3 separate regions of the Mus musculus genome follow, and all the other regions are linked to region 1. The links are chromatin loops, found by intact Hi-C in ENCODE. Cell type or tissue: heart. All regions are shown on one strand.

Evidence for each region. Peaks named below come from ENCODE experiments on the same cell type or tissue, not always from the same donor. Only the 100,000 strongest peaks of a DNase experiment are listed, where the experiment ranks them.
Region 2: it touches region 1 in a loop (2.8-fold over the local background); 3 of 42 quality-filtered maps call a loop at or near these places.
Region 3: it touches region 1 in a loop (10-fold over the local background); 8 of 42 quality-filtered maps call a loop at or near these places.

What each region holds. Positions count from the first base shown.
Region 1 is chr14:115,039,037-115,047,036 of GRCm38, forward strand. It overlaps Mir17 (microRNA 17), which reads left to right and starts at 4,635; the gene lies at 4,635-4,718. Mir18 (microRNA 18) reads left to right here and starts at 4,815; the gene lies at 4,815-4,910. It overlaps Mir19a (microRNA 19a), which reads left to right and starts at 4,964; the gene lies at 4,964-5,045. It overlaps Mir20a (microRNA 20a), which reads left to right and starts at 5,121; the gene lies at 5,121-5,227. It also overlaps Mir19b-1, Mir17hg and Mir92-1. In heart, a CTCF peak has its summit at 3,231 (motif pointing left); DNase peaks (open chromatin) are centred at 1,835, 2,465 and 3,245; H3K4me3 peaks cover 4,179 bases; H3K27ac peaks cover 2,915 bases.
Region 2 is chr14:114,948,165-114,956,164 of GRCm38, forward strand. It overlaps Gm31072 (predicted gene, 31072), which reads left to right. Exons shown (of 3, transcript NR_168699.1): 3 at 1-132. Among named protein-coding and RNA genes, the nearest start is that of Gm31072, 6.1 kb to the left of the region's middle. In heart, no CTCF peak of the experiment used is centred here; no DNase peak of the experiment used is centred here; H3K4me3 peaks cover 572 bases; H3K27ac peaks cover 1,823 bases.
Region 3 is chr14:114,851,048-114,859,047 of GRCm38, forward strand. 4930524C18Rik (RIKEN cDNA 4930524C18 gene) reads left to right here. Exons shown (of 6, transcript NR_045661.1): 4 at 3,989-4,581; 5 at 6,405-6,575. Among named protein-coding and RNA genes, the nearest start is that of Gm41244, 9.0 kb to the left of the region's middle. In heart, a CTCF peak has its summit at 3,744 (motif pointing right); no DNase peak of the experiment used is centred here; H3K27ac peaks cover 1,844 bases.

The sequences.
Region 1 (8,000 bases):
TAGCTGAAGATGGCATTTGAGAGCAGCTCAGATATTTTTTGTGATGCTCATAATTATGCTCATGAAAATTTTCTTTACTTATAATATGTACCTGGCTGTGGCCCGGGAAACTGCAGATGTGGATGTTTCTAATTAGTAATGGCTTCACACACACACACACACACACACACACACACACGCACAGAGGGGGGGCAGGGGACTAAGTTTTAAATTCATTGGTATAAAATGGTTTTCAATTGTCTTCATTATAATCAATATGCTTTATTAATTTTGAAAGGAAGCATGAGTGCACATTTTAAAATAAAATGCAACCTAGTAATTCTGAAACTTTCTGGGCTTTCCAAGTCAATAAGTTTAAATGAATTTACATCTTCCAAAATTCTGATTACCGTAAAAAAAAAAAAGTATGTGTTAAGAACCAAATCCTTTATACTTACTATAGATACAGAGAATAGCTGATTACATGCCAGATTTCCAGAGAAATACTGTTAGATAGCTTAAAACAGATTCTTAAAATAGAACTATTTCTGTGTTGATTTTAATTGGAACGAAACTAAGAAATAAGTAACTTTTCTGCCAAGAAACTTGTCTATAGGTGGGATTTCCCATGATTCAGAGTGATGAACGCACACAACAACCACTCCAGTTTAAAACAGAAGATAAAAGTTCTAAGGAAAATTTGACATAGTCAGTGCCAGCCAACAGTAATGTAAATGAGACTTAATAAAATTAGCTTTCATTTTTCCCCTTCGAGCAACTTATAAAGGTCTGTATTTCAGACAGTCTACATACTCGAAACTTCATGAATTTTGATTTTTCAAAGCAAAAAAGTATCTAGAAAAGTTTCTTACTAGTGAAAAGTAAGGGATGAAAAACCGCTAATCCATTATTTTAAAATGTCAGCCGAAATTAAGTGATACATGATAAAGTAAGTCGGGAGTATAATAAATGGAGAAAGTGCCAAGAAATGAATGCCAAGCCAGCCCCATAACACTGGGACATTAGAGATATCTTCGGGTGAATTCGGTTTTTACAGTTTCCTTGTAAAAAGCACAGGACAGAAGTGGCATGTGCTTTGCAAAGACTACGAACTGGATTGCTCGAAACCAGTTTGAAATTGCTGCTTGTAGTAGATGTTATGAATTCTCAATTCTTTTAATAAGGTTTCTGAGAATTCTGGAATTTCCTGAACCACAGCATGTAGCAGGGAGTGGGCTTATCTCAGCTCTGGGGTTGTTTACAAGGCACTTTCCGAGCCCTGTGCTCTCTCTCTACCAGAGAGCCCAGACTTCTCGGTGCTGCACTAGGCGAGGGAGGCGGCTCAGGTACTGGTCGCGAAGCTCCGAGCCCAGCACGCGCCCCGTCGCACGCGGCCAGGTTTAAGGAGACTTTCCCGGGAGGAGCTGGACCCCCAAAGGATCCGTGATCTACGGAGATCGGGGGGGGCGACGGTGGGCGAGTGGATGTGACTCGTCTCCCACTCGCGTGGGCCTCCCGATCGGCGGCTACGGGAGAGTGGGCGAGCTGTGGTCACCGGGCGCCTCCGTCGAGTCCCCGGCCAGCGCGGCTGGCGGGAAGCCTGAGCCGCGTGCGCTCGCAGGAGGGTGCGCGGCGCGGGGTCCGCACGCGCGGGGCTGGCTCGGGAGGGCGTGCCGGGGGCGTGGCGCGAGGTGTCCCGGCCCGGAGCCCTGCGCCGAGGGCAGCGGGCGGCAGTGGGCGGACCCCGGGGGACGCGCGGCCCGGGGAAGGCGGCGCGGCGCCACCAGCGGCTCCCCCGGCTCCCGCTCGCCTGGCCGCCAAGAACGAGCCGCCGTGGGCGGGGCCTGCGGTGATTGGCGGGCGGGCGGGGAGGTCGGAAGTACTTTGTTTTTTATGCTAATGAGGGAGTGGGGCTTGTCCGTATTTACGTTGAGGCGGGAGCCGCCGCCCTTCATTCACCCACATGGTCCTTCGAGGTGCCGCCGCCGCCGCCCCGGCCCGCGCCTTCGCGCCACTTCGCGCCCTGCGGCGAGGCCGAGGGGTGGGGACGGTCCCCCACGCCGCCCGTGCCTCTCCACGGAGCCCCGAGCTCGGACCGGGCCGGGCGGGCCACGCCGCACCCCCGGCCTGGGGCCTCGGGCCGGAGTGGCGCGGAGGCTGGCGAAGATGGTGGCGGCTGCTGCGGTGAGTGCGCCCGCCCCGCCGCCGGCTCAGGGAAACCTGTTGTGCGCTAAGCGGAGCGGCGGCGGCGGCGGGACGGGCGGGAGGGCGGGGGCCGCGGGCCGGGTGGGTCTCGGGCCGTTGGGCGCCGGCGTGGGGCGGCCGTCCTGGCGCGCACGCGGGCCGGAGGGGGCCCGAGGGGGCGGCGGCCCGGGCCCCGGAGAGGCCCGCCCGGCGCACACAATGGCCCTCGGGAGGCTTCGCACGAGGCCGGCGGCCGTCCCGGGAGCGGCGGGAGCCGGGCGGGGCGCGCGGCCGCCGTGCGGGGAAAGTTTCTCCCGGGGGCGAGAGTTAAAGCGCCTCCAGAACAAAGCGGCGGCGGCACATGGGGCAGGCCGCGGGCCGGGAGGGGGCGCGCCCACGAGGAACCTGCGCGCGGGCGGCGTGGGCGGGCGGCACTCGGCGTCCCCGAAACTTTGTGCGCGCCGGGCCGGGCTCCGGGACGCGGGAGCTGCGGGGCGACGGGGCCGGGGCGCCACCCCGCGCTCCGCGTGGGCTTTGTGTGCGGCCGCGTGGGCAGCTCCCCTCGCGGGCGAGGCGACCCCTGCGGTCCGCCCGGGCGGCCCGGGACGCCCCGGCCCGCCCTCGGGGCGGCGCGGAGCCCCGGACGGGCGCTGGCTGCGAGCGCGGCGCGGGAGGGCCGGGCGGGTTCGGCAGGAGCGGCGGCCCCGCCGCCATGTTCCTGCGGGGCGGGCTGCGCGCGCCGAGGGCGGGGGGGGGGGGGACATGGCGGCGACTGCGCGCCGCCGCCGATTGTTCCCGGCTTAGGCCTCGGGCCGCGTGCGGCGAGCGCCCTGTCCGCCCCCCTCCCTCCCCCGGAGCCTGGCCGGGGGGCGCGCGGGACACAAAGGACGGCCGGCGTGTCCGGAGCCTCGCCACGCTCGGGCCTCCGCGCCGCCGCTCGCCGCGCAGCCGCCCAGAAACGGGCGGGGGTTGGGGGGGGGGGGGAGTCTCCGCGTCCGGCGCAGCGCGGCCCGGCTCTGACCTGCCGCCCCCTGGCGGCCGCGCGGGGAACCCACAAGGGCCGCCTGCCCCCTTGTGCGACATGTGCTGCCGGCCCGGGCTCCATGAGCGTGGCGGGTACTTGGCAGGATCCCGTGTTCCCGTCCGGTTTTCTCTTGATAAGCTGGCGCGGAGGGGAGAAAACTGGAGAGCGCAGCAGGGCTCGTGGTTCTTAGGTGACCAGAGGGAAGAAAATGAGCAACGTGCCACGAGGATCACAGCAGTTGGGGAAACAACTCTTTATCCCGGCGTGCAGCCACGAGGTCCTGATTGGGGGAGGGGTGGTGAAGACTAGTCCTGGTTGCCCTTTTTCTCTAGCTTGAGCTGGACAGTAGAGTTCAGGCTTGCTGCTACTCATCTTGCAGTATTTCAGGGGCACATTAATTCGTGCACGGATGTGAATCTTGGTGGGTTTTCAACTTTATTTTGTTACAGCGTTTTCCACCCAATACATTGTTGCCCTCAGGACCTTGTGGTCCTGGCTCTCTCTTTTTTTTTTTTTTTTTTTTTTTTTTTGGCAAATGGATAGAATTGCCCCTTAGGAAGATTAAGAGAAGAGCAACTTGGAATGGGGCTCGGAAAGTGGTAGTAATTTTGAGCAAATGTGCTTACCCTTTCTCTGTCTTCACCCCACCCCCAACCCTAGTCATACACGTGGACCTAGCAGCACCCGAAGCATTGCCCAAGGATACTTGCTGAGAAGGAAGTTTGCCTGAGTGGGTGAGTATATTCTAGTTTTGTAGCTAAAACTTCTTTTGAGACCTTTGGTTTTCACTTTTGTCTTTGAGCTTGTACAACATTCTTGGTCTTTTAAGGTATGAAATAAATACAGTTTGAACTCTTGTCATAAATGAGTGAGCCACATTTTAACGTAGTAAATCTACAGTGGCTTTTGGACACTAACCAAATAGTTGTAGACCCTTCAAGTTGGAGTCATAGAGTATTTCTAATTTGGGGTGATACTAAGACTTTTTTATGTTTTATGACTAATAAACTTGAAAATGACTAAACAATAATCATTAATCTTGTCGAGTATCTGACAATGTGGAGGACAGAAGAAAGGGATTGCTGCCTGGTCAATGTGAGGCTTTCCTCTAAAGGTAGTACCAAGTCAGACTGCCTTCCTGATAACAGGTCTCATTTTGTAGGACCCTTATTGTGTGTTTTTTGGGGAAGCCTACTGTAAAAGCCAACATTTTAATGGGATTGTATCTTATATTTCTTTAAGGAGTTTTTTTTTTTTTTTTAAGGCTTACATGTGTCCAATTTGGAACTTCTGGCTATTGGCTCCTCCCCTCCCCCCCTTGGGTATAAGCTGTAATTGATGTTTGTGACAGAATTTAGAGCTTTGGCTTTTTCCTTTTTGTCTAATTATTTATTTCAAATTTAGCAGGAATAAAGTGAACCTCACCTTGGGACTGAAGCTGTGACCAGTCAGAATAATGTCAAAGTGCTTACAGTGCAGGTAGTGATGTGTGCATCTACTGCAGTGAGGGCACTTGTAGCATTATGCTGACAGCTGCCTCGGTGGGAGCCACAGTGGGCGCTGCCTCGGGCGGCACTGGCTGCGTCCAGTCGTCGGTCAGTCGGTCGCGGGGAGGGCCTGCTGGTGCTGCGTGCTTTTTGTTCTAAGGTGCATCTAGTGCAGATAGTGAAGTAGACTAGCATCTACTGCCCTAAGTGCTCCTTCTGGCATAAGAAGTTATGTCCTCATCCAATCCAAGTCAAGCAAGCATGTAGGGGTCTCTCCATAGTTGTGTTTGCAGCCCTCTGTTAGTTTTGCATAGTTGCACTACAAGAAGAATGTAGTTGTGCAAATCTATGCAAAACTGATGGTGGCCTGCTATTTACTTCAAGTGTTGTTTTTTTTTAAACTAATTTTGTATTTTTATTGTGTCGATGTAGAGCCTGCGTGGTGTGTGTGATGTGACAGCTTCTGTAGCACTAAAGTGCTTATAGTGCAGGTAGTGTGTAGCCATCTACTGCATTACGAGCACTTAAAGTACTGCCAGCTGTAGAACTCCAGCCTCGCCTGGCCATCGCCCAGCCAACTGTCCTGTTATTGAGCACTGGTCTATGGTTAGTTTTGCAGGTTTGCATCCAGCTGTATAATATTCTGCTGTGCAAATCCATGCAAAACTGACTGTGGTGGTGAAAAGTCTGTAGAGAAGTAAGGGAAAATCAAACCCCTTTCTACACAGGTTGGGATTTGTCGCAATGCTGTGTTTCTCTGTATGGTATTGCACTTGTCCCGGCCTGTTGAGTTTGGTGGGGATTGTGACCAGAAGATGTGAAAATGACAATATTGCTGAAGATGCCGATTTCCACTGTAAAAATGTTCACGAGCTGATGGAGTGTATGAACACATTCTGTAAACTGTGATTTCTATTGCTTTCGTTGGTGTGTAAAACGGGATTTTTTTAATTGAAATTTGTGTTTTTAAATTGTGGTTTGTTTTTACTGAATCATTTCATTTTCGTGTTTGCTCGCTGGATTTAGTAAGAAGTTGTGTGTGGGGGCTTAGGTGAAGTTAAACTGCCTTTTGAACCTGGTATGACTTCAGGTTTATTTTACTCTAAAACCCATTAACATGAGTTAAGAAAAATGTTACTTTCTTTGGATCTCTGTTTATTAAAGTGTGACAATTCAGATGGAGTGTTTTCTGATAAGATTATTCCTAATCCGTGAGTTCTTAACAGTTAACAGGTGGTGGCCACTCTGTTAATGTGCACACCCTGTAAGAAAGAACTATCCTTGGACTGTTCTTACCATGTGACCCCCTCAAGGGAAAGATGGCAAACTGATGGTCAGTAGAGTGACAGGTACACATGACACTCGAGTGCTGGGTCTGGAGAAGCTGCAGTTAGTATTTAGGATAACAGTATATATAATATATAGTTCTACATTTGGGCAGCACAGTTGGTTTCAGGCTATGAATAAAAATCATTGGAGTGAAACCTAAAGAAAAGTAAAATTAATAAGGAAGAGCTGCTAAAATCAGGTTTAAGCTGACACTATCTACAGAGCTAAAGTTTTCCATAATATGTTGCTTTTTTTAAAAGAAATGCAAGAAGCTGACTGATGGATCCCTGAGCTGCCAGGTAAGGATTCCACAGGCCTGGGTTTGATTGTGAGTGACCAGAATTGTACAATTATTACTAAAACAGAAACATAGTCACTTCTGACTCCATTCTTAACATTTTTGGATTAAAACTTGTTTCAGATGACTAATGAAAACTTCCTTTAAAACGTGATAAAGCTCTAATGTCAGCACGATCCACATGATCCATGTGCCTCCTATAAAGGGAGGGGTCTGTCACCAGTGTTACGGATTGAATGCTACGTTTATCTTCCAACATAGGAAGCCTGCCAGGTACTTTCTTCAATATACTAAATTAGAAGTTTAAAATTAATAAGGTCTTAATTAGGACCTTTGGATGCTGAGCTTGTGGTAGTAATTGTGTTCAGAATGTTTTGAACTTAAATTGAGATTTAATTTTAGTAAGGAATGTGTGTCTTAGAGGCCTAGTAGTGAAGAGGAGTTTTCCTAGGATTTTCCTCTCTCCTCCCTTAATTAAGCTGCTTTCTGCACTAAGGGCTTCACGCAGCAACGCACTTGTTCAGTTCCGCACAGGGGGCTTTGCTGACTGTCTGCTCTAAAACTCTGTTGGCAAAACAGCTGTGGTCTCTCTTAGACTTTGATTTTGTAGTAACTAGGGCATATAGTTGCTATAAGCTTTCAGGAATGGGGGTGGGTTACTAATGTCTTATGTTATATGAAAGTAGTTAAATTTATCCTATATTAAGAAGGAAGCATTATTGAGACTATATACTGTTGATTTTACTAAAAACTCTAAGATGTCCATTTTAACAGGCAAACCTAGCACAGAAAACCAGCTGGATTTTCCCTGTGCATGGTTTGAAGAGTCAGTCCTACATAATTGCTGACACAATGCAACCTGCAACTGCCCGGAGAAAGAACAGTTCACTAAAATTTGTTGTATTTATCATCCAATTCTGTTCTGTAACTGGTAACACTAGTTTGTCTGGCTTTAGAGAATAGGTGAATCTCTAAAACAGTAGAAACAGCTCAGTTGGGCAAGGGCCGTTCTAGTAGCATGCCTGCTCCTTGGAGTTTTCCAGATTATTTTGTATAGCCTATTCCAGATTCTTGTCTAAGATTGCTTTGCTCTGTGCACTCAGAATTGGTGTGCCTTTCTATTTGTGTAAATGATATATAATACATTGCTAGTTGTCTAGGATCTATTCAGGAAGTGCGTGCTGTGAATTTTAAAGTATGGGAAGATTGTTAACAAGGGTTTCAATGTTTTGTTTTTTTTTTTCTGGTAAGCTAAAATAGAACATTGTGAGGTACCTGGTTTATTGTGGTTACAGACTTGGAATAATGTTCATTGTTTTGTGCTAATAAATTGTGTTAAAATTTGGTGTACATATGAGCATTTTTAAATAAAGTTATTTTGTAGCACTGATGATCTTGTATCTTGTTTTTTCCTGTAAGTGGCCCAAATATCTTTTTCTTGTTGAGGGCATGGGGAGACCAGTCTTAGCTTTAACCATGGAGTTTGTCTTTTGCCTTAATTTACAGGGAAGAGGAAATCATTGTGTGTCCTGATTTCAAACCTCAGAATAAGGAAAATTAGCAGGGTACCTTTTACAAGTTGGTCAGAAAGCAACAAATTGTGCTTGTGTGTTTGACTTGGGTTCTTAGGATTTTGTAGGAAAGTCTCCAGGATCAAATGCTAAGATGATGGACGACACAAAGCCTATCTGCCCACTCA
Region 2 (8,000 bases), 91 kb before region 1:
AAAAAAGGCCTTAAAAGGTGACTGGAATTTTTGGCTCCCCAAGGCCCGCTCTGCTCTGGAGAAGGAGGGTCCTTTTCTCTGTGTGTCTGTTTCAAACCCATAGTTCTTAACCCCAATAAATGTCTTTCTTCAGTTGCCGATTCTGTGTGTTGCTGTCTGCAGCATTAGAGTTTTCTCTGCTGCTCCAGATTTCTCCTGCTTCTTAATTCTTTAACTGGCAGAAGACACTCCCCCTCCCCAGACTGTGTGTGTGCATATCGTATGATGATTTCATGATGCATATGTGTCTTACTTAGAACATTGTGAAAGCCCGCAGAGCAAACACGGAAAGTGAGCGCTAGTCCAGACTTCAGTCTCCGGGTGAGGGCAAGTACAGCTGTTGGCTTCCTCTTTTGTTCTAGAAGCCCCACTCTCGTGATAAAGGCAAGAGTTGTGTGTGAGACACAGGAAGCTGATAGGAATTCTTGGTTGTGTCTGCACAGTTTTGCTGTGACTCTTAAAATGCTCGGGGGAAAAAAAATGTCTGTTTTAAAATGAAGTCAGCAGCCAGCGGAGACAATAAGGGGAAACAATGGAATCCCAAAACTTAAGGGCAAGGAATCAGCAGTCACAGCGAGCGCTTTCAGAAAACTCTGACATCAGGATTGGCCTCAAAGGGAAATCCCTGCACAAAAACCCAGACAGAACAGCTGAGTGTATGAAAAATGCAATTTTTTTTAAATCGAGTATCACACACACAGCCCGCTGCCCGTGTTCCGTCGTAATTACAGAGGCTGGAAAGGGGATGGACCTTCTTGCTGTGTCCCACGGAAACAGCCCTACAGAGGAGACTTCCTCGCTGAAAATAGAGCTCTTTAAGTTCCAGCTTGGGCTGTTGAGTCACTTCCTCTCTAACCTTCTTCCGAGAAGGGTCTTCTGAGAAACCTAAACTTTGAAAGCTACAGAATGTTCGGAATTTTAGGTTTCTCTGAGTATCCCGGGGTCTGACGGAGCGCCCATGAGAAATAGGAAAGAGCACCAATCCTATTTGATGCATTCTGACAAAGCCCCACACGTTCATATTTACTTCCTCACCACGTCAGAACTTATTTTCACAACACCCTCCATCCAGGCATGAACTGCCTTCTCCAGAGTGAGGGGCAAAGAGAAAAGCATTAAGAAAGGCTCACACAACCCCCACCACCACCACACACACACACCAAGCCTGGAGGAGGAGCACATTGAACAATGCTATTTTGTGGCCAGAGGAAATAAGACGCTATGCATATAAAGACATGGATATTTGTTTCTTACACAGCGAACTAAAATTCTGTGTGTTGTCTATGTGGTTGCATTCCTCACAAAATTAGTCCGGCTCACAGAAATGTTTTCGTTCCTGAATCCATGACCCATGTTATCTTTCTTCTTATGCTATACCACACCCTCTAATATTTCTAAATAAGTCATTTCAAAGTGAGCGTATATATGGGCACACACACACACAAACAAACAAACAAGCAAACAAATCCTGAAAAACAAAAGCCTAGTACTTTCACAATGTATGCAGACACGACTAGCATGTCTGATATATGTATGTAAAGGCCTTTCAGGTCAGGATGGAATGGAAGTAAGTTTGTAAAATGAAATAATTATGGAGCAAATCATATAAATATTCACTAAATCTCCTAGGATCCAGAAGTATTTGGAGTTTACCAACTATAAAAAATGTTTAATTTGGGCTTGGGAGATAACTCCTTGGATAAAGTGTTTGCTGTAGAAGCATACCTGTGCCAAGCTCAAATCCTTAGAACTCAGTGTGTGGTGAGCATGGTGGTCTGCCTGAATTTCAGCTCTCAAGAGATGGAGACTAGTGGTCCTACAGGCATGCTGTGTAGCTAGGCTAACCACATTGGTGAGCTCTGGGTTAAACTGAGAATCTGTCTTGATTAACAAGATGTAGAGCTATTATCAACCAGAGGCTTACACACACACACAAACACGCACAGGCAAACATGCATGTACACACCACACACACACACACACACACACACACACACACAAACACACATGGAAAAGAAAGATTTGACTCGAGTGAAATTAAGACACCTCAAAACTCAAAATTGTGGTGAATATGACAAAATGAATGAAAAATGTGCTTGAATCTAAAAGAATCAATCTTATGGAAGTCAAAGTAAAAACTGTCCAGAGAGAATATATAGAAAACAATGACAGCTTCCATTTTGATTAAAGTTTCTAGCTATTACACATAGGTAGAAGAATTAAGCACTTAAAACCCTACTCAATTAATATATATAGAAACAGAGAAATAAGAATATAGAACCCTTAATTCAATGAGTACTTTGAAGCATACATTTTTTTTCAAATGTTTGCAAATATTTGGGGGGGGGACATATAAAAGTACAAAAGGGCTTAAAGCAAGCAGACCTAAAGTCTATATAAATATAAATGTAATGTAAAGGTGATAGAAGTAGTCATGTAGTTTAGTTTCTCTATCTACAGTAAGCCAAGCTTTTAGAATAAGCACAGGCTCCGGTGCCACTCAGTCCTGTAAAGACCATGCCTAAACTAAAAGCAGGTATACTTCAGTTTACTCAATCCTTCTCAGAAAATAAATAATGGAAACAGATTGTGTTTATCTGAGGATGGGCGCCCTGACAATGTGGGAAGATGGATTGATGAGCCAGGGCCTCTTTCTCTCTTCTAACAAGATGATGGATGGTGGAGGTGAGCCACCAATCAAAGAGATATCATGCTATTTCCAGTATGGTTTCAGGTTACTTATCCAATCCTTTAAATCCTAAAAGTTACAGAACATTTATTCTTCCATGAAAATATGCTCACAGCCAATTTTCCGGAGAAAAAAATAAAAATAAATTGTACCAGTCTCATGTCAGTTTGCCTTACTTTGGGGACAACGAAGTTGCTTTAGCCTCTCCCTGACTTTCAGTTGCGCCGCCCCCCCCAGCCCCGCCATCCAAAGTAAGATGAGCATACAGTATATTTGAGTATCATTATTTTATTCTGCGATAGACAATATCACAGAATTGACATTCTGGAGGGTTCAACTGGTTTACAACCCCTCCTGGACACATCTAAAGTTGGCCCAAATGATGAGAGCAGAGTGTTACTTACTCTCTCTCACAGTATTCCTGAGACAGCCTCTGTGCTTCTGTTTTACGTATTAGGCCTTACATGTGTTTGCTTAAAGGATGAACTCAGCTGCATACAGGTTTTCAAAAGAATTTGGTCTCTAATGCTAACCAGGTTTAGTTCATTGCCTTACTTCTACATCTATTGATCTGCCGAGGAACAGAGTGACTAAGTTCATCAGTAGATAACATGAAGCTAAGTGAAAGAGGCTAGCAATGTATTTAATGTTGTTAATAACATCGACCATTTCAAAATGTACAAAAATCACAGGTGTATAGTAGAGAAGATGTAGTCGTAATTATAAAAGGGAAAGTCCCCAGGTTTCACTTCTACAGCCAACATCTATCCACAGGTCTTTTTGTATCTCATGTCCTGTGTTCCTCTTTTCATATCAACATTTACATCCCAGGTCAGCTGTTTACTTCTGTGTAAGTAAGGATATTCTGGTTAGCATGAGTAAAGTTTTATTTCTAATGCTTTCTTTGGTTAAAGGCAGGGCAATGCAGCTGGGAGAACTCAGAGAAATAAAGAAAATCTGAATCAAACCTTTAACGAAGGTGAAACATGATCAAATTCTCAAGGACACTCGAAGTACACACATTTGCTTCTTCCCGACACATATTTATTTATTGTGCTTTTATCACTACTCCCACAGAACGTGGCTAGAAGTCTTCCAGGGAAACTTAAAAAGTACAAAGCAGAGCTAGAACTGGTTTGGGGGTAGCTTTTAGCCTGATAGACTGAGAACCCCCATTTCCTCCATTTACGCAGAAGCAGGGAAGCTCTCTAAATGTAGAGCAAAGATCACAGGATTATGAGCCAAAAAAGCAAGCTTGAGCTCAGGCCCCAAAGGTTATTAACTGCCTATCCTCTTAAGCAAGTGACTTAATCCCTTAAAAGGGGTAAAGACACAATACCTATGTCCCAGGGTTGTGGAGATAAGATGGAATGGTGCTTACAAAGGCATTTTATACCCTGTCCTGGACTAAACACTTGGTGTTTAGATGGGCTGCAGGAGAAACTCGCTGAAGAAAAGAGACTTCTACGTGCCAGTAGGCACCCAGCAGGGACTCTCTGCAGGCGCCTTTTGAAGATTGATAAGCATCTCCAACAGCTGCGTTAGAGGCTGCAAGGACCAGGCTAGAAGGCAAGGGTCACCACCTCTGACCCTTTGCTCTCAGCTCAAAGGACATCTGCCAAAGATCCCCTGGAGGGAAATAGGGCTCTAAGAAGGAAGGCACAGAGCATTTTTAAGAGATTCTAACACACAGCATGTTTCAAGCCCATGGCTTTGCCTATATGGTCTCACTCCTCTGTATCTCACCAGCTTACAATATTCTGCCCAAGTGATACCACGTGTGCAAGTCTCCCTGCGTTTTGCAGAATGTTTGAGATTCATTTCTCCTCCGGTAACACATATTCTTACCAACCTGTCACCCAAAGATCTTCCCCCTCCCACTGAATTTCTTAAGGCAGAGGTCATGTGATTCTCACCTCTCATCTCTAGAGTGAACTGTATTGTGCAGCTACGCTGAGACATTTGCTAAAGGTACTTTCTGGTTGTTCCAGGGGGCCTCAGATGCGGTCCTTAACTCAGCAATGTTGGCATTTCCTTCACTGTTTTTAAAATTAGCGATCCATTCGTATCTGCAATTTGGATTCAACAGTTTCACATTTATGCTCCAAGGACCATACATAAATATATTCAAAGTGATAGCAGTTTTAAAACATCCTGGTCATTCCAATACAATTTATTAGGGACTGGCATTTAAAACCACTGAATTCCACCACTGTGCTAACCTTGTTAGGGTTAAAAAACAACAGCAATAAATTTATAAGACCACAAAAAAAAAAAAGCCTTCTTAGAATGGTTTAAAGTAATTGTTGCCTTTTTACGTCAGTGTGTGTTATTTGCACATGTGGTTGTCTTTCCCTATATATTACATACTCATTTCATAATAGAAGTCTGCTTCTGGCTTTTAAAATTCTCAAGGGCTTCCTACTGGACATTCCAAGCACACACAACCACTGTGGTTGTGATGGCTATGTGCCATCGACTCACAAACAAGTCCCAGAAATTCTTTTTGCAAATAGCTGCATAAATATTAGAGGGAGATTTGTAGCAACAGGTCTCTTTAGAGGAGACTTTTAGCAACTGCTGTCTGGTGTTCCGCTTAGCTCCTAGCTCAGGCATTTTTATGGTAGAGTGGGGATATGGCTCAAGGCAGCTGATAAGCAAGCCCACCACAAGGCAGAAGTTACTGAAGGGAGGCTCTCAAGGGGCGCTCTGACCCCAGAGCTAATTTCCAACCATCACATTGCTTTTGAAAATAGACAAATATATGGGCTGTGGCATTTAGTAAACTGACTTTTGAAAAGAAATCAACCTGCCACACATGTCAAGCAAAATAAATACCATCTCTTTAGAATAGTTGTTTCACTGGAGGCTGTAAGAATTTAGTGACTGCTACTAAAACCTAAAATTATGGATCTCTGAAAAAATATATATGGTATGATAAAAATTTTGGGAAACATCTTAAATTTGAAAGTAGAGAGGAGATTCTGTGTATCAAAATCTGATTAAAAGTTAGGGAAAGACAAGAAAGATTATATGGTAAAGGTAATTTGACTCTAGCTTTAATTTAGTTCCAAAGCCAATTACAAAATTTCCTGAAATTTTTAGAAAACAGAAAATAAATCTTCCTATGTAATCTAGGCTTGATGATAATCATTTGAATGTTTACGTTTGAACCATGTCAGTCATATTATAACCTAAGCCATGCTTCCAGAAATTTGGAAAAGAAATTATTAGCCTAATATACAGCTTTTCAAGCTATTTTGCATGTATATAGTCTCAAAATTACAACAATTCAAACAAATATTTACAAAGAAAAAGCAAGATTTCCCTGGTTTGCATAAGAGTAGCCAGTACAACAGATGGCTGCTGGCTGCTGACTGCTGGCTCTTATCTCTGCTGCTGTTCTCCACTAAGATTCGCTGTAATCTTTAAAACAGTTCTATATTTAAGAAAAAAAAACTGAAAGAAAATAATCAAAGTGCAATATAAGTGAACTATTTTTATAAAAAGCATAAAGTTCCTGGCATGATAAAAATAAGCCATGCCCGTGGTTTGAGAACTACTAAGTCCCATCGACGGTGTGCCATTGTGGAATTACACAGAGCATGCACTGGATGTGAATAATAAAAGACTGGGGTTGAGATGGAACAAAGACCCTTGTCAGTCTTTAAACCTGATCCAGTCTTGGGTAAAATCAAATGGTGTTCTAAATTCCTCTCTCTCTCTCCCACCCTTAATTACCCCTGTTGTCTCCTAATGACTCTTATTAAGGTATTAGCTAATAATATTTAAGGAACACAGGTGAACTGACCCCCAAAGTAAGGCTACAAATTAGTTGAAGATAAAATGTTTTATTTACTTCAGGAGTATTTCCCTTAGGGCCTCTGAGAGCCAGAAGATGTTTGTCTCGGTGAGTTAGAACTGCAAAGATATATTTATAGATCTCAAGGGCTTCTTAGTGAAAACGCTCTGAGCCCAAGCTGCTGAACATAGAGGCTTCGACTCCATTATCCCAGTTCCTTCCAGATTAAGGTCCTCAAGACATTTTCCTTGCACTGTGCTAGTATCGCCATTGACACTGCTGCTAAAAGAGAAAATACTCCAGTTAGTTACTCCAGTTAGTTGATGTTGTTGTTCTTCCCACAGCGTTGCAAACCCCTTCAGCTCCTTAAGTCCTTCCCCTAACTCCTCCACTGGGGTCCCTGTGCTCAGTCCGATGGTTGGCTGCGAGCATCTCATCTATATTCGTCAGGCACTGGCAGAGCCTCTCAAGGAACAGCTATACCAGGTTCCTGTCAGCAAACACTTCTTGGCATCAGCAATAATGTCAGGGTTTGGTGTCAGCAGATGTAATGGATCACTAGGTGGGATAGTCTCTGAATGCCTTTCCTTCAGTCTCTGTTCCACTCTTTGTCCCTGCATTGCCTTTAGAAAAGAACAATTCTGGGTTAAAATCATATAGGGAGGTGAGGCAGGGGTAGGTAGGTAGGTAGGTGAGGGAGCACGTTCATAGAGGCAGAGGAGGAGATGAGGCTGGGGGATTTGCAAAGGGTAAACTGGGAAGGGGAACATTTGAAATGTAAATAAATAAGATAATCAATTTTAAAAAGAGAGAAATACTCTATTCAATAGCACTTGCTAAAACATCAAAAGAAATACTTTGTTCAGACCCAGCACAAGCAGTGCATGAACTAGTGGATCATGCAAGGGGACAGAAAGAAAGATTAAGAACTTCCTCAAATACATTATAGGACAGTGGAGATTTATACACAAGGACCAGAAGGACCAAGGCTGGAAAATTACAAGAAGGAAACATCAGGTCCAGAGAGACTGGCTCAGCTGATCTAGCAGCATTCCTCCCTAAGGCATGCCAGAGCCCTCTGACATCCGCTGGGGTAGTGAGCAGCAGAGAGGACGGATGAAGCATCCCTGACCAGATTCAGGAAGGACCAGAGTTGGAAGGCAGGAAGGCAGGGAGAAGCTTGCTAAATTGCATTCTTAAAAGTTGATTATGCATTAAGTAGGCTTGTGGGTGGGATTGAAAGAGACTTCAGAAGTTGGGTAAAAGTTTGTCTATGAAGAGAAACTTTTTTTCACCACATGGCAGTGATACCTAAATGAGAAGGAAAGCAGTTATTTTAAAAAGTGTTGTTGAGTTCTGGCCTTAAATGAGCAGGACAGTTTCTCACTTTCCCTCAACAGTTATTGTAGTTTAAAACTTCTAGGGATGTTACCTCATTTGGAAAACCTGTACATTTGTATTTGAGATGTC
Region 3 (8,000 bases), 190 kb before region 1:
AATGCCAGGAAAGCTGCCTCAGAAAAGATGTTTCTCTGGATGTATCCGAACTTAACCACTCCCCCACGTGTATTCTCGTTACCCTCTATTCACATGAAGGGAAATGAACTGCTTTCCATTTTGATTCATTTTGCTCTTCCAATTAGGCAGATTTTTGCCTAATCTTGTAGGCACAGACTTCGATGACACTATTACCTTTGAAAAATACTAAGTTGATGGCCAGGAGAAGGGAAGGACAAAGCAGTATAACTTGCTCGTTGGACTGACCAGATCCCACGGCCAGTAGCTCGCTCAGGGTTTCCTCCATAGTATTGAACTTATGATCCTTAGGTTACAAGATACCAGTAATGCACTTGAGACATCTGATAACAATTCAGATGTAATTGTCATAGCAAGACAGTTGTAGACATAAGCACTCCTAGGTCTTAGATAACAAAAACCATCAGCTCTCAACAACTTTTACATTTTACAAGACCTTCCTTGAATGGTTGAATCAATTACCTAGCAAATAAAGTATGAAGTGTCAGCTCTCGTAGTTTTTCCAATGGAGATGTCAATAAAAGTAAATGGGATTTTATGGATAAAGATGCCCCCCCCCCGCATGTATCTAGAAACAAATCACCAAGTCAGTTAGAGAATTGTGTGGCCTCTTCATTTCAGAGTCCACTGGCATATCATATTATATCCTTATAGTATATATCTCAAATATTACATCATGAAAGACTCACTCATAAGCATACGAAATAGATTTATGATAACCACTTCCCTATAAATGCATCATGAAGTACAGGTATTGTGAAAATATGAAAATTATAGGCCCTGCAATGTACTAATACAATTTCTGTTTAGTGATAGATTAAGAAAAATATGGTTGAATAATTACTACCCAAGGTTGGGGAAATATAACCATATTTCACCAAGGTATAATACCTAGCAATTAGCCACTTGGAGCAAAGGATTGTTTGCTTTATAACTTCTGGCACATTTTTGTTTGTTTGTTTTTGGTTTTGTTTCGGGGGGCTTTTTGAGGGAAGGGGTGAGGGGGTGGCCTGAAAGAGCCCAAGTTTGCTGATGACCTGGTAAGTGTGTGGCTATATTCTTTGGGCCCCCACAAGATCTTAACACAGCTTCTGATTTCTCACATCTCACAGTTACTTTTGCTTACACATAAGCTAACGTTTTATCCTGGGCCTGGGTGGATGTCTATGCACAGTTTAAGGACTGCGATATGAAGATATCTATTACTCTCCACAATCAGCTAAAATCCTAAGAAAACCGGGTTGTTTCTTAGTTGTTAGTGACAAAGGAATTGTTTTAGGAGCCTAAAGGACTTTCTGGTGATAGTCAATTATCTAAAGTGGGAGAGAGGCAAGTGCTCAATAAATGTCCATTGACAAGAGTGGGGTAAAAAAAAAAAAAAGAAGACAAAGTCTTGACGTCAGTGGCTGAAAAAATAATTATGAAGTTTCCAGGGACGGACAGGAAGGAAGGAAGAGCTAGGAACATAGTCAGGCCATGCAAGGGTGTAGCTTCAGCTGGACATGGCCCTGCATGCCCTTAATCCAGGTTCGTGGGAGGGGAAGCCAGAAGATCTAAGAAGCAGAGGTCTGCATCAGCCATCTTGAGTCCAGTCGGGCTATATGACATGCTGGGTTAAGAATCAAAACCAAACAAAAGATCGTAGCAATAAGGGGAGGGAATTAAGAAGTCCCCTAATTCAGCACACATCTGTGGTCACCTGTAGACATCAGCGCACTGCTTCCTGAACCCCAGCTTGCGTTTCCAGAGACTGCTGTGTTTAGATGACCCTTAGGTAATTTTCCTGTAGTGAATTTTAAATTGCCTCACCATTTTTAAATGTGAGGCATCCTCACAATGCTATCTACCAGAGCAGAGTCCAACTCACTCTTAGAGCCTCTCAAACTCCCACTCACAGCCCAGGCACTTGGAGATTCTATTGCCACCGGTCTATGTAGAGGAACCCATTTGCACGTTTCTCACATGCTCCCGAAGGAGACTGAGAACCACACTTTGAAGGTCCAGATGGCACATGTGTAAAACTGATAGAAACTAGAGTCCTTTACTGGGAACGTTTAAAACTCATCATTACATCATGAGAGGCATTCATAGATTCAATTTAAAAAAAAAAAGTCATTAAGGTCAAATATGGAATGAGTATTTCTGATTCATTAACTTTAAATTAGGGATGTGTCTTGTAATGTTCAATTGGGTCCGTGATTCTTATGAATTGAAAAGGAAGCAAGGAAAAGATCTGGCTGAGGCTGTACCGGAAGTGATCACTGCTGGTGTGAGAAGTGATCCAGGCACCTTGGCAGAGGAAGGGCCTAAAGCCAAGACTTCAGGCAGCTCGTGAATCTGAGAAGGGAGGAGTCGGTAGGGCCTTGTTAACACCTCAGTTTCGAGCCAGTCAGAGCCATGGTAATTATAGCAGATACAATAAAGGATTAAAAGTGAATTTGCTTTCTTTTTACATTTGTGACAACGTGTATCAGAAACATTACAAGAGGAGTGTGTGCTCTCTGTAGTCCAGAAACCCCTTTGGTTTGCCTCTTTTGTTTCCAGCATGCTACTCTTTCTTGGTTCCATCTTTTACTTCACATTCTCCTCCTTTGGCTCCACTGCATAATCTCCAGGGTTTGCTTTCCCCCAATTACACACCCCAGTTAGGCATATTGGTTTTATTATTATTATTATTAAAGATTTTGAGTTGAGAATCCCTTTCCTAGCCCCTAAATATGTAATCAAAGTTGTTATATTGAAAAGGATTATTGCAGTTACGTGTTTAGGTAGTGGCAAGTTATCCAAAGTCACCTAGACTGTTGCACCTCATGAAGTATCAGCCTCAGTCAGAATATTATTACAGCCATGTAGACAGAGAATATACCCGTATATGGCATGTAACTGCACATAGTGTGGAACACTTTCTAGCATCCCATGGCATGTTACCCATATGTATCCAGTTAGGCATATCGTTCAATACACTTTTTTCAAGCGTTACCATTACTGGCAACCATCACTCTGTGACAGTGACCTCCAATGCTAAGAAAGCAAATGCCTGCAAAGCAGGAGTTACGCACCCTTGTAAGTTCCTTCACACATATAATCTGATTCATGGAAATGGAGGCAGAGAATGCATGTGCGAAGGGGACCTAGTTAGGAAGTTGAAAAGTCAGAGTTTGAGTCCAGATCACCATGCATCGAAGTCTGGGTGCTGAACCTCCACTTGCATTTAGCACTGAGGTATGTGGCTGCAAGTGTGGGTTTGATGGGTAACAGCACTTTCTGATTCTGAAAATACAGTAAGCCACCTTGGATCCAGTTGAATGCAGCCCCCCTAGAAATGTCCAAATCAGTGACAGTATCCACTCTGGGCAGGCAGATAACATGAGCAAAGAGGGTGAGCAATGTTGAGGGGCTGATCGACCCAGCTGCTGAGAAAAAAGCTCGTGGGAAAGAAGTGTTTCAAGCCATACTGTAAAGGGAGGTTGACAGAGTATGTGGAATGTGAACACAATTCAACAAACAGGTTTTGCTCTTAAGCCTTTCACTAATGGGGTTTCCAATACTGTTTTCTCTAAGAAAATTGATAGGGTTTGGGGATTTGGGGGTTTTTTTAGCGTTTTTGTTTTATTATTTTTTATAACACCAAAATTTCGAAGAATATCAGTCATTAGGCAGTAATGACCTGTCAGGCCTCTTGCACACGGTCTTCCGATACCTTACCACTAGATGGCACTAGAACCAAAAATCAGCATTCCTAAAAGCGTCATTGTTCTTATTGTAGGATACATATGCATATATGTGTATATATGTATACACACACACATATATGTATACACATATGTGCATATATGTGTCTGTGCATATATGCATAGATGTATGTATATAGATATAAACACATATATTCTTGTCAGCTGCTGATCGCTGATTTTTCTGGGATATTTTTCCTTTCTTTAACAATTTCCAGCTTACGAAGTGCATGCAATGTTGTAAGGAAAAGCTTTGAGAACTCTTAAGGAGCAGGGAATTCTGTAGAGAACACTGACCACCACCTGCAAGTTGATACATCTGAATTTATTTGACCCCGATGACTCCAATAAAAGGGGGACACTCTTCTAATTCACAAAACAGGGAGGCTTCTCAGGCGAGTGATTAAATTACCTCCTTAACACTTAACTCTGGTTAGAATGTGGAACGGGGAAGCTTGAACCAAATGATTGCCTAATTCCTCAGCAAAGTAATGTGAGCGTCTACAGCGTTGCCCTCCTTCCTTCCCCAAACCTTTGTTTTCCCTGTTTTTCCTACAGAAGACCTTCCTCTGAATATGTCTTAATTCATAATTTAACTACTCTTTTCTTAACGTCACTGTTCTTTGTCTTTGACAACGGGAAGAATGCAAGTTCACAATTTGTTGGAAAATTGGTGTTCTAATAAATCTACCCAGAAAATCATCCCTGGGCCCTGGTAAATGTCTAGCGACACAAGCGTCCATCAATCAAGATTCCTTTGTTAAATGTCTGAGACAGAACAAAGCTTCCAGAGGCCTCCCTCCAACTGCAGGTAAGAGGCAAATGGACGGGTCCTCCCGCTAAATCCTTCCAACCTGAGGAAATCTGAGGAGGAAAGCAGTCAATCAGCGTGTCACAAAAGGACCATTGTTTAAACACAAATAAACCTGTGTTTAAATACCATAGTTCCAATTTCCTCAATAATGAAGGAAAGAGAAAAGACATGTGTACTCTCCTTACTTGTATTTATTTGGAATTTTTTGTGTTTCCCTTTCTTCGAACCTGCCACTTTTCAAACAGGCAACAGGAAATGGAGGTTAATAGAATGACAGGCTTATAGATCCAGATAAATAATTAATGGCCCGGAGTAATTAGCTGGAAGATGTTTAATCATTAATTTGTGTGAGTCATCAAAAGCAGTGGAGCCTATCCACAAAAATATCGTACTAATGAGAAGTAGATATATTTTGTCAAGATGGAAATTAATATATGATGAGAATAAGTACTTTGAAAAATTAAAATGTGGGACAAATTTATTTGACCCACTTTCACTGGCTAAGGAAAAACTTGGTCTGCCTTTTACCTAATGAAATGAAACCTGTATAAATTCCGTGAATGTCTGCATTAGCAGGATGTAAACCTGGGTAGGAAAATAAAGCAGTTGGCTAGTTGTGTCTTTCTTTAAGGAAATCTTGGAGGAAAAATAAATTGTAAGAACTGAAATACGTCATTATTGAGGTATCTGAGGGACAAGCTTGATTCTTTAGAGGATTTAAGATAGAGAGCAAAGTCCTTTAACATCATGCTAACTTACAATGTACTGGGTGCGTCTATGTGCTGTTTTCAATACAAATTTATTGCGGGTCCTAAATTATGCTTTCACGGGAAGGTTTGTCTTTAAACTTTTAGGTCGGAATTGTCCCGATCTTTTCACACTGAATCAATCAGGTTTAAAGCTGGCCAAATCTTTGGCAGCCTTGTAAATCTTTCAAAAGATGTTATCCAATTACCCTTCACGGGCCACAGGATCCTACGCCATGACCGGTTCCTTCTCCGGGAGGAATTAAGTGCTCATGAGGGGTTAGAAAGCAATGGAGCTGAAAGGCGAGGCTCTGTCCTTTGCCTCAGCCCCACGTGCTGTAGCTGTGCCATCTCCAGCCTCCAACCGTCATAAGGTTGCCACAGAAAATCTGACCTAAACAGTGGCCCTCACATCGTCAAGGTCTCTGTTGTCTTAAATCAGATAAAAGGGGAACGCAGTGCACTAGAATGATTTCTGTAAAGTCTCAGCATGAAGATGTGTCCCAAACGGGACCCACCAGTGGTGCCGGAGGCCTTGCTCTTTGTGGTTCTCCAAAACGCAGAACCAGAATTTTAGGCAAGTCCAGAAATGCACAGGAGACTGAAATGGGGGGTGGGGGGGGGGGGGATAAATGTTCTTTCTCAGTCCAGATTTTGATCTAAAAAAATGATTTTTATTTTTTCCATTTAAAAACACATATTAATCTCTGGTACTTCCTCCTCTTCCAGCATCAAATACAAATAAACGGCTGAGGACCCGTTCAGTTTCTATAAAAGTCTGTTTCCTGCCACTTGGTTTCAAGGGGAAAGATTGTCTTGGGCAGAATCGTTTTCAAGTAATTTTTCAAGGCCAACTGTGAACATGTGTAGAAGGGTTCTTTCACAGAAGTTAGAAAGCACTGCTGGCCCCTCTAATGTAAAATGTGAAGCAGAGGTTATGGGATTCCAGTTGCACCTTTGACCTCGTGGCCTCTGGAGTCAGTCACTCATTGTGATCTTTAACCTTTGGCAAATCATGACCCTCTCTGTTTCCCTCGATTTTTTTTTTTTCTTTTTTACTACCTACAACAAAAGGAACCCCAGCAGAAGTCACGTAAATGTTTGAAGTATTTTGTTTGCTGATTCTCAAGCCCAGAAAAAGGAAACTTTTAAACAACAGAAAAGAGAAATCATTCAGGGGGACCTTTCAGGCTTTGGTCTTTTAAGGTCCATCCAGTAGATTGCAGGGAGTCTCGGCACTGCAGGGTAAGCACTTGACCACATGTGTCAAAACATTTTACTTTCTTCGATTTAAAATGTGTTGTAGCAAGAGGTAGGAAAGTTGGAAGTTTTTTTTTTCTTTTTAATCGCACTTTCAACACTTTACACCCCTGCCATTACCCCCCCCCCGCCCCCGCAAGCAGCAATCAATGTGTCCCAGCTGCGAGCCCACCAGCCCTCCATCAAACCAGGGGCTGGGCTGATTGTCTCCACGGAAATGCAGTGATCTTATCAGCGGTGAGTCAAAGGTGAATCTGTGCAAACACTGAAGTAAAGCAGAGTGCTGGGCCAGCTCCCTTCCAGACAGGGGAGGCAGCCAACTCCAGCAGTAAACAAGCTGGAAACCCTGAGTCCCCAGGAATGAATCAGATTTAATTCTAAGTCCTAAGTCTCATTTAGTCTTGTCTCCTTAGCACCCGCTGCTGGTTGGTGACAAGCAATTGAATTTTAAGTGCTCACCTTCTTTTATTAAGTTGACTTCCTCTTTGGTGATTTCATATGCATGTCCTATGTATTTAGATCAAATTCACTCCCCCCTCCCCAGTTCCATTTTCCCTACAGTCCCATACCAACCTCATGGCCTCCTCTTCTTAAAAAGGAGCTTATCTTCTTAAAACACAATTTAGACCTCTGTCATCTGCTATCAGTCCTCAGATCTCACACTGAAAAGAAAAAAATGAAAACTGACACTTGGCACAAGTAAGGCCTCAGACAGACAGACACAAAGACAGGCAGACACATACATAATACATAACATACAATAAAACTATTTTTTTAGACAAATGATAGGATTAAAAAGAAACACATTATTAAATGTCTAGGTCTAGAGAGACAGAGAGGGGAGGGGAGGGGTGGGGAAGAGGAAGGGGGGGAAGGAAGGGGAGGGGGAGGGATGGAAGAGAAGGGAGGAGAGAGAGGGAAAAGGAAGGAGGAGGAAGGAGTGGAGAGGAAGTAATGAGAGGGGGAGGAGAGGAGAGGAGAGGAGAGGAGAGGAGAGGAGAGGAGAGGAGAGGAGAGGAGAGGAGAGGAGAGGAGAGGAGAGGAGAGGAAAGGAGGGGAGAGGAGAGGAGAGGAGAGGAGAGGAGAGGAGAGGAGAGGAGAGGAGAGGAGAGGAGAGGAGAGGAGGGGAGGGGAGGGGAGGGGAGAGGAGAGGAGAGGAGAGGAGAGATTAACCAAAGTGTAGAGTCTGGGGTTGCTGAGGAAGGAGGACTAAGAGTTTACCTCAAAGAACAACACAGGCTGGCCTGACCACGCAGTGCTCCCAGAGACTAGACCACCAATGAAGGAGTGTACCTGGAGAGATCCATAGCTCCAGATACATGTGTAGCAGAGAATGGTCTTGTCTGACAGCAAGGGAGGGAAGGCCCTTGGTCCCCGGGAGGTTTGATCCCCCAGCATCGGGGGATGCTG